2 separate regions of the Homo sapiens genome follow, and region 2 is linked to region 1. Evidence: chromatin contacts called from ENCODE Hi-C or POLR2A ChIA-PET data. All regions are on one chromosome and are shown on one strand. Each heading gives the region's core, a stretch centred on a gene start or an enhancer-like site at or near the end of the contact. The rest is flanking DNA. Distances are from core to core; before and after follow the strand shown. Region 1 overlaps ST14 (ST14 transmembrane serine protease matriptase). Region 2 overlaps ZBTB44-DT (ZBTB44 divergent transcript).

Evidence for each region. Hi-C counts contacts between places; a loop is a spot of excess contacts on that map. ChIA-PET counts read pairs that join two places held with the same protein, here RNA polymerase II (POLR2A). Pooled maps may share reads with other maps.
Region 2: a loop to region 1 is called in a map of body of pancreas, with 2.4 times the contacts of the local background. The contact joins two enhancer-like sites. A Hi-C loop is called at or near these places in 14 of 168 maps with a recorded cell type or tissue (Calu3, HepG2, PC-3 and 9 more) and 14 of 50 pooled maps. POLR2A ChIA-PET finds 5 or more read pairs at or near these places in 3 of 52 experiments (H1, Panc1 and WTC11).

Annotation. Positions count from the first base shown.
Region 1 is chr11:130,202,528-130,207,922 of GRCh38, forward strand. All of the region lies in intron 16 of ST14 (ST14 transmembrane serine protease matriptase), which reads left to right. Among named protein-coding and RNA genes, the nearest start is that of ST14, 45 kb to the left of the region's middle. Within about 2 kb of position 3,829, at least 2 of the 41 ENCODE cell types and tissues checked have a DNase peak (open chromatin) inside an H3K27ac peak, as active enhancers do.
Region 2 is chr11:130,400,081-130,404,984 of GRCh38, forward strand. ZBTB44-DT (ZBTB44 divergent transcript) reads left to right here. Exons shown (of 7, transcript NR_148980.1): 6 at 930-1,007; 7 at 3,221-3,577. ADAMTS8 (ADAM metallopeptidase with thrombospondin type 1 motif 8) reads right to left here. Exons shown (of 9, transcript NM_007037.6): 9 at 4,843-4,904. Among named protein-coding and RNA genes, the nearest start is that of ADAMTS8, 26 kb to the right of the region's middle. Within about 2 kb of position 3,296, at least 14 of the 41 ENCODE cell types and tissues checked have a DNase peak (open chromatin) inside an H3K27ac peak, as active enhancers do.

The DNA.
Region 1 (5,395 bases), core at 2,579-5,078:
ACTGAGGGTTGAAGGTGAGGGTGTCTGTCAGCTGGACCAGGTGGCTCAGACCTTCCAGACAAAGGGAGTGTCGTGTGCAGAGGCAGGGAGGTGTGAGATGTGCAGGGGCATGGTGTCAAGGGACCCTGAGCACATGGCTAAGTCATCATGCATTCATTGGGCACTGCCGGGAGGCGGCATCACGTTGCGGTTAAATGCACAGGCTGCCTAGGTTGCAGTTGTGGTCTACAGCGTGTTAGCTATATGATCTTCGGCAAGTTGCCCTCTCTGTGCTTGAGTCCTCATCTTAAAAAGCGCGACCCTACCTCACAGGACTGTTTCAGGGATAAAACAACTTACTGTGTCAGCATCGAGAATTGTGCTTGGGACATCAGAAGTTCTACCTGAGCACTAGCGATTCCCAACTGCACTCCAGCCCCTGGGGTCACCATGGGGGATATCAGTGGCTGCATCTTCACAATCAGTCTCTCAGCTGCTGGTAGACGTGCATGCCTTAAACGTTAGAGGCTGAGTCTGCTGATAGAATCAAATACTGTCAGACTTACCGATTGGCTGGGTTTGCAGACAGGGCTTCATGAAAGCGGGGTCTTGAGCTGAGGTCGCCAGGTGAACAGGGCGGGCTTGGAGGAGGGAGGTGGAAACCCGCAGGCACAGGGCAAAGAGCTGGATGGGGGTGTCCATGCTGAGTGTTGGGGTCACGGGGAATTGAGCTAGAGGGACAAGGATGGCTCTCCCCTCTCCCCCGTCCCATGAGACCCTTTCAGCTACATGCTCGCCTCCTGGGTGTTCCTGAAACATCTCTACTCTCTTCTATCTGCACTGCCACCACCTTGCTCGTCCTAGCTCACTGTAGCCTGGGCAGCTGCAGCACCCTCCCCATCTACTTCCTTCCCTCTCAGGACTCTGGTCTGCACCACTCGAGCCCAGAGGGGCCTTCCCCAAATCTGATCACCCCAATCTCTTGCTTCAGCGCCTGCCACGGCTTGCAGTATAAAGCAGGAACTCCTTCACGACCGACACGGCCACGTTATCTGGCCCCTGCCCGTCCGTGCAGTCTCAGTCTCCAGTGCAGTCCTCATGCCTTCCCCATGCTCAGTGTGAGGGTTTCCTAAATGTGCCTTTGCTCTTTTTTCTTTTTTTTTGAGACCGAGTTTCACTTTTGTTGCCCAGGCTGGAGTGCAATGGCGCGATCTCAGCTCACTGCAACCTCCGCCTCCCGGGTTCAAGCAATTCTCCTGCCTCACCCTCCCGAGTAGCTGGAATTACAGGCATGCGCCACCGTGCCCGGCTAATTTTTTGTACTTTTAGTAGAAACGGGGTTTCACCATGTTAGCCAGGCTGGTCTTGAACTCCTGACCACGGGTGATCTGCCTGCCTTGGCCTCCCAAAGTGCTGGGATTATAAGGTGTGAGCCACCACGCCCGGCCACCTTTGTTCTCTTTAAACATGCGGCATTCTCCACCCCTTCAGGCCATAGGTGGCCAGGCCTACGTGATGTCGAGGCTTGGTTCATAACTCACTTCGTTTCCGGACTCCCAGCCCATCCTCTCCCACAGCTTTCTACCCAGTCCTCTGTGGGACCCTTCTTGTCACGCTGTAATTGGTGGTTTTCATATCTCTCCACATGTACACTGTGAACCTGAAGGCTGGGTCATAGATCGCATCACAGATGCCCAGAGATTGTTGAGTGAATGAGTTGATGGGGGTTGAGTACGTGGCTGGATGTGAGCAGGCTGGGAAACTGTTAGAAAGGTCAGGTCGATTAACAGTGAACGCAGAAGGCCTGGGTGGGTCACAAGACCTCACCTGGCAACTCTTGGGAATTCTTTTAGGCTGTGGAATGGGACGCAAAGGATCTCACAAAAACAGCTTTTGGGAAGTCATTTTCTGGTGGCAACAGATTACAGTGAAGCGAGATTGGGCATAGCCTAGGTTGGAAAACTGAGCTTTGGCCTTGGCGTGCGATTCCGTGGGGAGGTGGCTGTAAGAAAGGCCAGAAGGGGGCCTGGCGCGGTGGCTCATGCCTATAATCCCAGCACTTTGGGAAGCCGAAGCAGGCAGATCACCTGAGGTCAGGAGTTCGAGACCAGCCTGACCAACATGGTGAAACCCCATTTCTACTAAAAATACAAAAATTAGCTGAGCATGGTGGCATGCACCTGCACTCCCAGCTACTTGGGGGCGGCTGAGGTGGGAGGATCGCTTGAGTCTGGGAGGCGGAGGTTGTGGTGAGCCAAGATCATGCCACTACACTCCAGCCTAGGCAACAGAGTAAGACTCCATCTCAAGAAAAAAGAAAGGCCAGAAGGTGATGGACGCTGGGGCAGTGAGAGTGGACCAGGGCTCGGGTGGGCACGCGAGTGATGTGGAGGCAGAGGCTGGGTTTAGTGCTCCGGGGTCGGGGAGGTGCCCTGGCTGGGTGGTTCAGTAACCTTTTGACCTTCCTGAGAGGTGAGGGAAAATGAAGCGGGTCTTCATGCCTTTCTCTTGTCACGCACATTTTCTATTTTAAATATGTATTTTTCCAATGTTTTATTTTGAAATTTTTCAAACCTACAAAAATGTTGTAAATACAATGAATGAAAAAAAGGACTAGTACAGTGAACACTTTTTTTTTTGAGACAGAGTCTCACTCTGTCCCCAGGCTGGAGTGCAGCAGCGTGATCTCAGCTCACTGCAACCTCTGCCTCCCGGCTTCAAGCAATTCTCCTGCCTCAGCCTCCGGAGTAGCTGGGACTACAGGTGTGCGCCACCTTGCCCGGCTAAATTTTTGTATTTTTAGTGGAGATGGGGTTTCACCATGGTGGCCTGCCTGGTCTCGAACTCGTGACCTCGTGATCCCCCCATGCCTTGGCCTCCCAAAGTGCTGGGATTACAGGTGTGAGCCACCGCACCTGGCTGTACAGTGAACACTCTTATACCTTTGATCTACATTCAGTGATTGAGTTAATCACGTTTGCTTTCTCTCTGTTTGCACCCGCATGTATTTTTCAGAACCATTTCCCAACTGGGGGCAGCCATTGTGAGGCTTCCCACCAGGTGCCTCGGCCTGTGTCTCCAAAAACACGGATGCTGTCCCACACTGAGAAATGGCGGCATTGCTTTGTGCTGCGAGCTGACGTACGCGTCATAAATGTCCTCCAATCATGCCCATCATGTTCTTCTTTAGACGTTTTTTTTTTTGTTTTTTTTTTTGAGACGCACTCTTTCGCCCAGTCTGGAGTGCAGTGGCACAATCTAAGCTCACTGCAACCTCCACCTCCCAGGTTCAGGTGATTCTCTTGCCTCAGTCTCCTGAGTAGCTGGAATTACAGGCACCTGCCACCACGCCTGGCTAATTTTTGTATTTTTAGTAGAGACGGGGTTTCACCACGTTGGCCAGGCTGGTCTCAAACTCCCAACCTTGTGATCCTCTCGCCTGGGGCTCCCAAAGTGCTAGGATTACAGGCGTGAGCCACCATGCCCAGCCTTCTTCGGAGCTTTTTAAAAAAAGTCCTAGGATGCAGTCAAGGGTCACGCCTTGTATTTAGTCATTAGGTTTCTTTAACCTCATTTTAATCAAGAACAGTTTCTCTACGCCTTTTATTTTTTGGTTTTTTATGGCATTGACATTTTTGAAAAGTTCGGGCCAGTTATCTTACAGGATGCCTCTCAATTTGGGTTTTCCCGACTGTGTTTTCATGGCTGAGTTAGGAAGCAGTGCGCGGGCGGTGCTGTACCCTACTCGGGGAGAGCAGGATCCCCCGTGAAGGGGGCTGGTCGGGAGAGGAGGCTGAGCACCTGGCTCGGGACGCCCAACAGGTTTCGCCATCATAAAGGGGCTTCCCCCTTGGTCGTGACTACACTGCAGGTGATTCTTTGAATCAGCGTGAGTGTCTCGTTCTCCAGCCGTACTTTGCCCGGCGTCTCAGCGTCCGTTGGTGATTCTCACATTGTTGATTATTATTGTGGCAGGCGCGAATGTGGTTCCTTATTGTACCGTTTCTTCAGCATTTAGGGGCTGCTCACTCTTTCTTTCTTTCTCTTTCTCTTTTCTTTTCTTTTTTTTTTTCTTTTTTGAGGTGGGGTCTCACTGTGTTGCCCAGGCTGGAGTTCAGTGGTGCGATCTTGGCTCACTGCAACCTCTGCCTCCTGGGTTCAAGCAATTCTCCTGCCTCAGCCTCCTGAGTAGCTGGGATTACAGGCACCGGCCACCACACCTGGCTAATTTTTGTGTTTTTGGTAGAGGCGGGGTTTCACCATGCTGGCCAGGCTGGTCTTGAACTCCTAACCTCAGGCGATCCACCCACCTCGGCCTCCCAAAGTGCTTGGATTACAGGAGTGAGCCACCATGCCCGGCCAGGGGCTGCTTTTTCTCTGTAAAGAATAGCTTTCCTTTTCCCTGTATAAATTCTTTTGAAATTACTTTTTAGACTCAGGGTGGACTGATGGATTACCCCACCCTTTTTTATTATTCCACCTGTGTAGTAGTGTCACCCTGTCACCACTTATTTCGGGGTTCTTATTGTCCTAACTTTAGCCAGCTTTGTGAGGCCGCATTGCTGTTTGAGTGCTCGATCGCTTCCTGCAGAAACAAAATGTTCCAGGTTGCTTTATGCTTCCCATTAAGCCCCAGATCCGAAATCAGCTGTTTTTCCAAGGAGCCCTGGTTCCTTTCAATAGAGAAGGATATTTAGACACTAAGTTCTGGGTGCTGCTGGAGACAGTATTGGTTTTAGGCCAGTTTTTAAGAATTGTGAGCCAGCGGGCACGGTGGCTTATGCCTGTAATTCCAGCACTTTGGGAGGCCAAGGTGGGCTGGTCGTTTGAGGTCAGGAGTTTGAGACCAGCTTGGCTAACATGGCGAAACCCCGTTTCCACTAAAAATACAAAAATTAGCCAGGCGTGGCTGCACATGCCTGTAGTCCCAGCTACTCGGGAGGCTGAGGCAGGAGAATCGCTTGAACCTGGTAGGTGCAGGTTACAGTGAACTGAGATCACACCTCTGTACTCCAGCCTGGGTGACAGAGTGAGACTTCGTCTCAAAAAATAATAATAAAATAAAATAAAAACCATGAACCTTTCCTGATATCTCTGATCTCATTCCACATCTGTGCCTCCCTTTCCCCCCAGTGGGGTGGGCTCCGGCTCTGCAGTGCACGTGGAAAAGCTTCTGAATTGCTAAACCTATTCCATAGCCAGCAACAAACTTAGACACAACACAACATATTTTTCAATTCATTTTGGTCTTAGGTTATATAGCACTACATTAAAAATTTATTTGGGCTGGGCGTGGTGGCTCACGCCTGTAATCCCAGCGCTTTGGGAGGCCGAGGCGGGCGGATCACAAGGTCAGGAGATCGAGACCAGCCTGACCACCATGATGAAATCCCGTCTCTATTAAAAATACAAAAAT
Region 2 (4,904 bases), core at 2,046-4,545, 200 kb after region 1:
TGTTCCTCTAGATTCGTGTCTATACGTGGCCCGTTAATGGTGAGCTGGTGTCCCCTCTCCCTTCCATGATAAGAGATACGGTACTGGGCTCCACTTAGCAGTGGAGGTGAGTTTGTTCACTCACAGCGAAGCGTGGCATGGGGATGAGCTGGAGGAGCATGGGAAGCGCAGAATAGTTCTGTGGACAACCATCGGTATTGCTGAGAGGGGGTCTGCTCGGGTTGCTGGACAGTTTCCATCAAACGCTGTAACTTTATGGTGGCACCAGTGTGCTCAGGGCTGGGATTCCCCCGGGGTGTGGATCTGCTTGTAGCAGGATGACGTGAGAGGTGAGAGGTGGGGAGAGGGGAATGGGTGCCGTGTGAGGCTCTGCCTGCTGAGCAGCACAGAGAGTCTGTGGGGCAAGGGCAGTGAGAACACTGGCAAGATTGAGGTGGAGGCGCTGAACGTGGAGTCCAAGCAGCTCAGGGAAAGCTGAAGACAGAGGAGCAGGAAAGATGGATGGGGGAAGGACACGTGCGGAGGCGGTCAGGGCATGGGGAAGGATGCATTTATGGGAAAGATCTGGGAAGATGGGAGATTGTGGTTGAGGAGGAGGAGATTTGATGTAGGACTTCAGAGGTGGAGCAGTTCTGAGTAATGAGCAGCTTCAGAACGTGGCTTCAGGGCAGCCTCGTTGAACCTTGTCACTGATGGGACCCTCTCTTCCATCCCATGTCCACATGGCTTCTCTCCTTGCAGCCTCTGACGCACCTCCCCCGCAGCTACCCTTTTCCTATTTTCTGGTCCAGCAAGAGGAACTCACAGCATCTTTTCTTACTTCCGGAGAAATTCATTCCACATGTGTCTGATTCATTCGCGTTTACAGAAACTTGAAATTTCCAGTGTCCAAAAACCCTTTCAACTATTTTTTTTCTTCCCTTTCTTAGAAACAGGAAGTTGTGTTTGGCTGCGGACAAACTCTCTCAGTGCCCCTGGGACTTACAAGATGTTTGGAATGAGGAACGGTGAGGTCTGGGGAAGGCTTCTTTCCTCTCTCCTTTCCTGGGGCGATTCGCATCTGCCAGGGCTGGGCTGGGCAGCTCTGGGGGCTGGAAGGCCAGCCGGAACCTTCCTGTCTCTTTCTACTGAGCCCCAGGCCTGAGGGAAAGTATGTTCTAAAGAGACAGGTGGCTTTCTTGCTCTCTGCTTGTCATTACGGTTCAGAATGCACTTGTGCACTGGTGTCATGTCTCTTCCCAGTACTTGAGCAGTGGCTGTGATGAGTCCCTTGATCTATTTCAGGGGGTGTGGGCTGGCCGGCACTCAGTTTTAAGCAAGTCCTGCTCTTTCCAAAGTGGAAGGTCAGAAAAACTCCCCACCTGAAGAAGAACGAGCCAGGGAAGTGTGGTACCAGCTGTTTAGGACCACACCTATTGGTTACGTCTGGCCAGGTCATTCTGCAGTGTTGACCTGGAAAGCACACAGGTGCTTAGGAGGGGCTGGCCAGGGGCAGGGAAAGTGTGGGAGTCACAGCCCACCCACTCCGTTCGCGGGACCCTCCAGTTTTTACTGTTGCTCGTTGTGTTCTCCTGTGTTGTTTAGAATGTTGTCATATGTACGGTCAATACAACCACAGTATTTGTCGCATTAGTGATCACCAACATTGAGCCAATGAAGACGCTGGCTTAGATGGGTGACTTCTTCTTTCCCACATTCCACATGCAGCTCTCCCAATGCGAGCTCAGCGGAGGCCCCCAGAAAAACGTGGGGAGGAGAGTTTTCCCCATAAGACAGACTGTCCTTCAGCCCCGGCCACCAAAGAGGAGTAACCCGGGCCTGCTGTTCTCTGGGACTGAATGCGGCTGCATCCTTCCCTTCCTCTGCTTCCTGTCCCGGTACTTACTGACGGTGCACATGCGGGGCTTGGGGAAGCTGAGTGTCTAACCGCGGTGCAGCTACGGATGGGAAATTCTGGGCAGGGACGAGCCTGTCTTCACCTGAGGAATTCCCTCCCACATCACACAGGGCAGAGTGGGAGTGGAGGAGGGCAGAGGACACGTCTCAGGGCCAGTAACCTAGGCTTATAGAAGACGTCATCACCGTCCTCATGATGTTCACCCCGTCTCCTGTTTTTTGGGGCCATGTGTTCCGAAATGTAGCTTCAACTCATCATAGGGGCAAAAAGAAGTGATGAGTCTGTGGCAGCAGAAATCTGGGAATCCAAGGGTCGTGCTACATCTAGTCCTCTTTGATAAATTCTGCCTTCCTGTTCACATTTTTCGAGAAACCATTTTGAATTCCCAAACAGCAAAGGAAATGCTGCAGGTTCCTGGAGGGACCTGGTGATCTGGGGCAGAGCACACGGAGTCGAGATTGCTGCGGGGTTCACGAGCCTCCCCTCCTGGGACCAGGGGCACCTGGGCAGGGTAGTCTGCACCACGCAGGAAAGCCCAGTACACGCAGCTGCTCAACGCTGCAGACGCCATAGCGCAGGGCTGACAAGGCCTCCCTCTTTATCTGCCCTGGACCACAAGTGGAAAATATCAAGACAAAGCAAAAGCCAGTATCCCTTAAGAACTTTCCAATTGTTCTTGTCATTTGTAGTTTTGTTTTTTGGGGGGTGTGGGGAGGGAGGGGTGGTTTGAAACAACTCCGGAGCACACTCCAGAGGAAAACAGGAAGGGTGACATGTTTGGACACCAGAAAAGAGGAAGAGTCCTCACTAAGAGGGTGACTTGGTTAAAAAGTTCAAGCACAAAGGATGTAGAAGCAGGTGGATGTCATCAGAGAACAGATGCGGATCTAGTGAGATGGGTCCTACCACCCCTGGAATATGTTCCTGGGAGAGGGGTGGTCTGCTAGAGTGGACTGGGAATAGTAATATTGCATACTTTTGTAAATTCACAAAACCCTCTGATCTGTGATAGAGGAATAAAGGGCAGAGGATAAACCCCAGATAAAGATTCACTTATCTTAAAAATGAAAGGTTGGAAATTAACTTTATGCTACTGTACCACCTTCGAAGTATTTCTGGCAGGTGCCTGGAGGATTCAGATTAATGACCAAATTACCTGCCAAGTCAGGGCCTCCCATTAGAAGAGAGTACCAGTTTCCATTAGGAGCACTAGCTGGAAAACACAATCTTTCAGCAGAGGAAATACAGTCTTCTCTCCTTCTCTGGGTGCACAGAGTGGTCGTGGTTGGCTGGGGCAGATAATGGTGTGGTCTTCCTCTGCAGATCTGGTTTCTGAGTCCCTGGGCTGCAGCTGTTGAATTTCCAGACACAAACAAGTATGCGTTCTGAGAGCCTCGCCGAGCCCACACAACCGGGAGAGCCAAGCTGGATTCCATTCTGCTTTGCACATCAGCAGCTCTGCTGCCAGCTGAACTCCAGGGCAAAAGCTGTGCCTGGTAATGATGCAGGCAGCAGGGATGGCACAGCTGGCCTGGCTTAGGCCGTTAAGGGGGACACGCTTGGCCTTATTTGGGGGAGAGCGAGAAATGGAAGGCGATGAAGAGTTGCGGAAGCATACATCAGCCTCCACAAAACTGGTGCACAGCAGGGAAACAATCTGGTTTTGCTAGTCATCAACAACATGCCTGTGTGTGTGCCTGTTTATGCTTAGGTAAGCCCAGCCTCCCACTCGCTGAAAAGAGTAGGCAGACAAGAAGGAGTGACCAACTCTGAGTCAGCTGTCATCGTGTAGAGAGCAGCTAAGGGGAACAGTGGGGCTGGAATCTCATGGCCTTGCCTAGTGCCCCTACAGCATCCTCTCTGCCCATGGTGCCAGATATCTGAATGGGAGGACAAAGGGGGCACAGGTGGTGAAAAAAACCAAGATGCACATTTGGGTATTTTCCTTCTTTTGCTAGAATGTCATTTCTTGATGTCTGTTTCTTGTCACCCATTTGTGATCAGGGACTAAGTAAGTTCCCTCTGCACCAGACCAGGTGGAAGACTGAGCCAGAGTTCCTCTGAGCCACAGGAGAGATGAGGAGCTATGGAGCGGAGTAGGGGCTGAGGATCTGGTGCCCCCAGCTAAACTAAAAGGAGGCAGGCAGCATGTAAGAGGATGATGGGGTAGCTCACAGAGAGGAAGGGGATATTCTTTCTCAAGAATGATGAGCCCAAAGGCATCGCATAACAATTGTGATCTCCCAGCTGGACGTTTCCTGTAGCACAGGTGTTCACAGTGTGGCTCCCAAACCAGCAGCCTCCATGTCAGTCACTGGGAACTTGTTAGAAATGCAGATTCTCAGGCCACCCCAACCATTAGATCAGAAACTCTGGGGATGGGGCCCCACAATCTGTGTTTTCTTTTCTTTCTTTCTTTCTTTTTTTTTTTTTTTGAGACAGGGTCTCACTGTGTCATCCAGGCTGGAGTGCAGTGGCATGAAAATGGCTCACTGCAGCCTCAACCTCCTGGGCTCAAGTGACCCTCCCACCTCAGCCTCCTGAGTAGCTGGGACTACAGGCCTGTACCACCATGACCGACTGATTTCGTTTTTTAATTTTTTATAGAAACAGGGTCTCGCCATATTGTCATGGCTGGTCTTGAACTCCTGGGCTCAGGCAATCCTCCTGCCTCAGCCTCCCAAAGTGCTGGAATGACAGGTGTGAGCCACTGTGCCCAGCCTCACAATCCATTTTCACAGCCCTCTACGTGATCCTAATGAAACCTTGGGAACCACTGGTCTAGATCCTGCAAATGAAAGTTGCCCGAATGAGCTGGATTCTGCAGGCCTGTGAGGACCCAGAGCAGGCAGGGATCCAGCTGCTGACCTAGTTTCAGCCTCCATCCCTGGGTTCTAGGTTGCTGCCCTTTCCAAAGAAACAATGAATCAGACCAGACCACTGCATTGGCATAAGATCACACTTTAGTTCAGAGACACATTTGCATAAATACTTGAAATGGATCCAC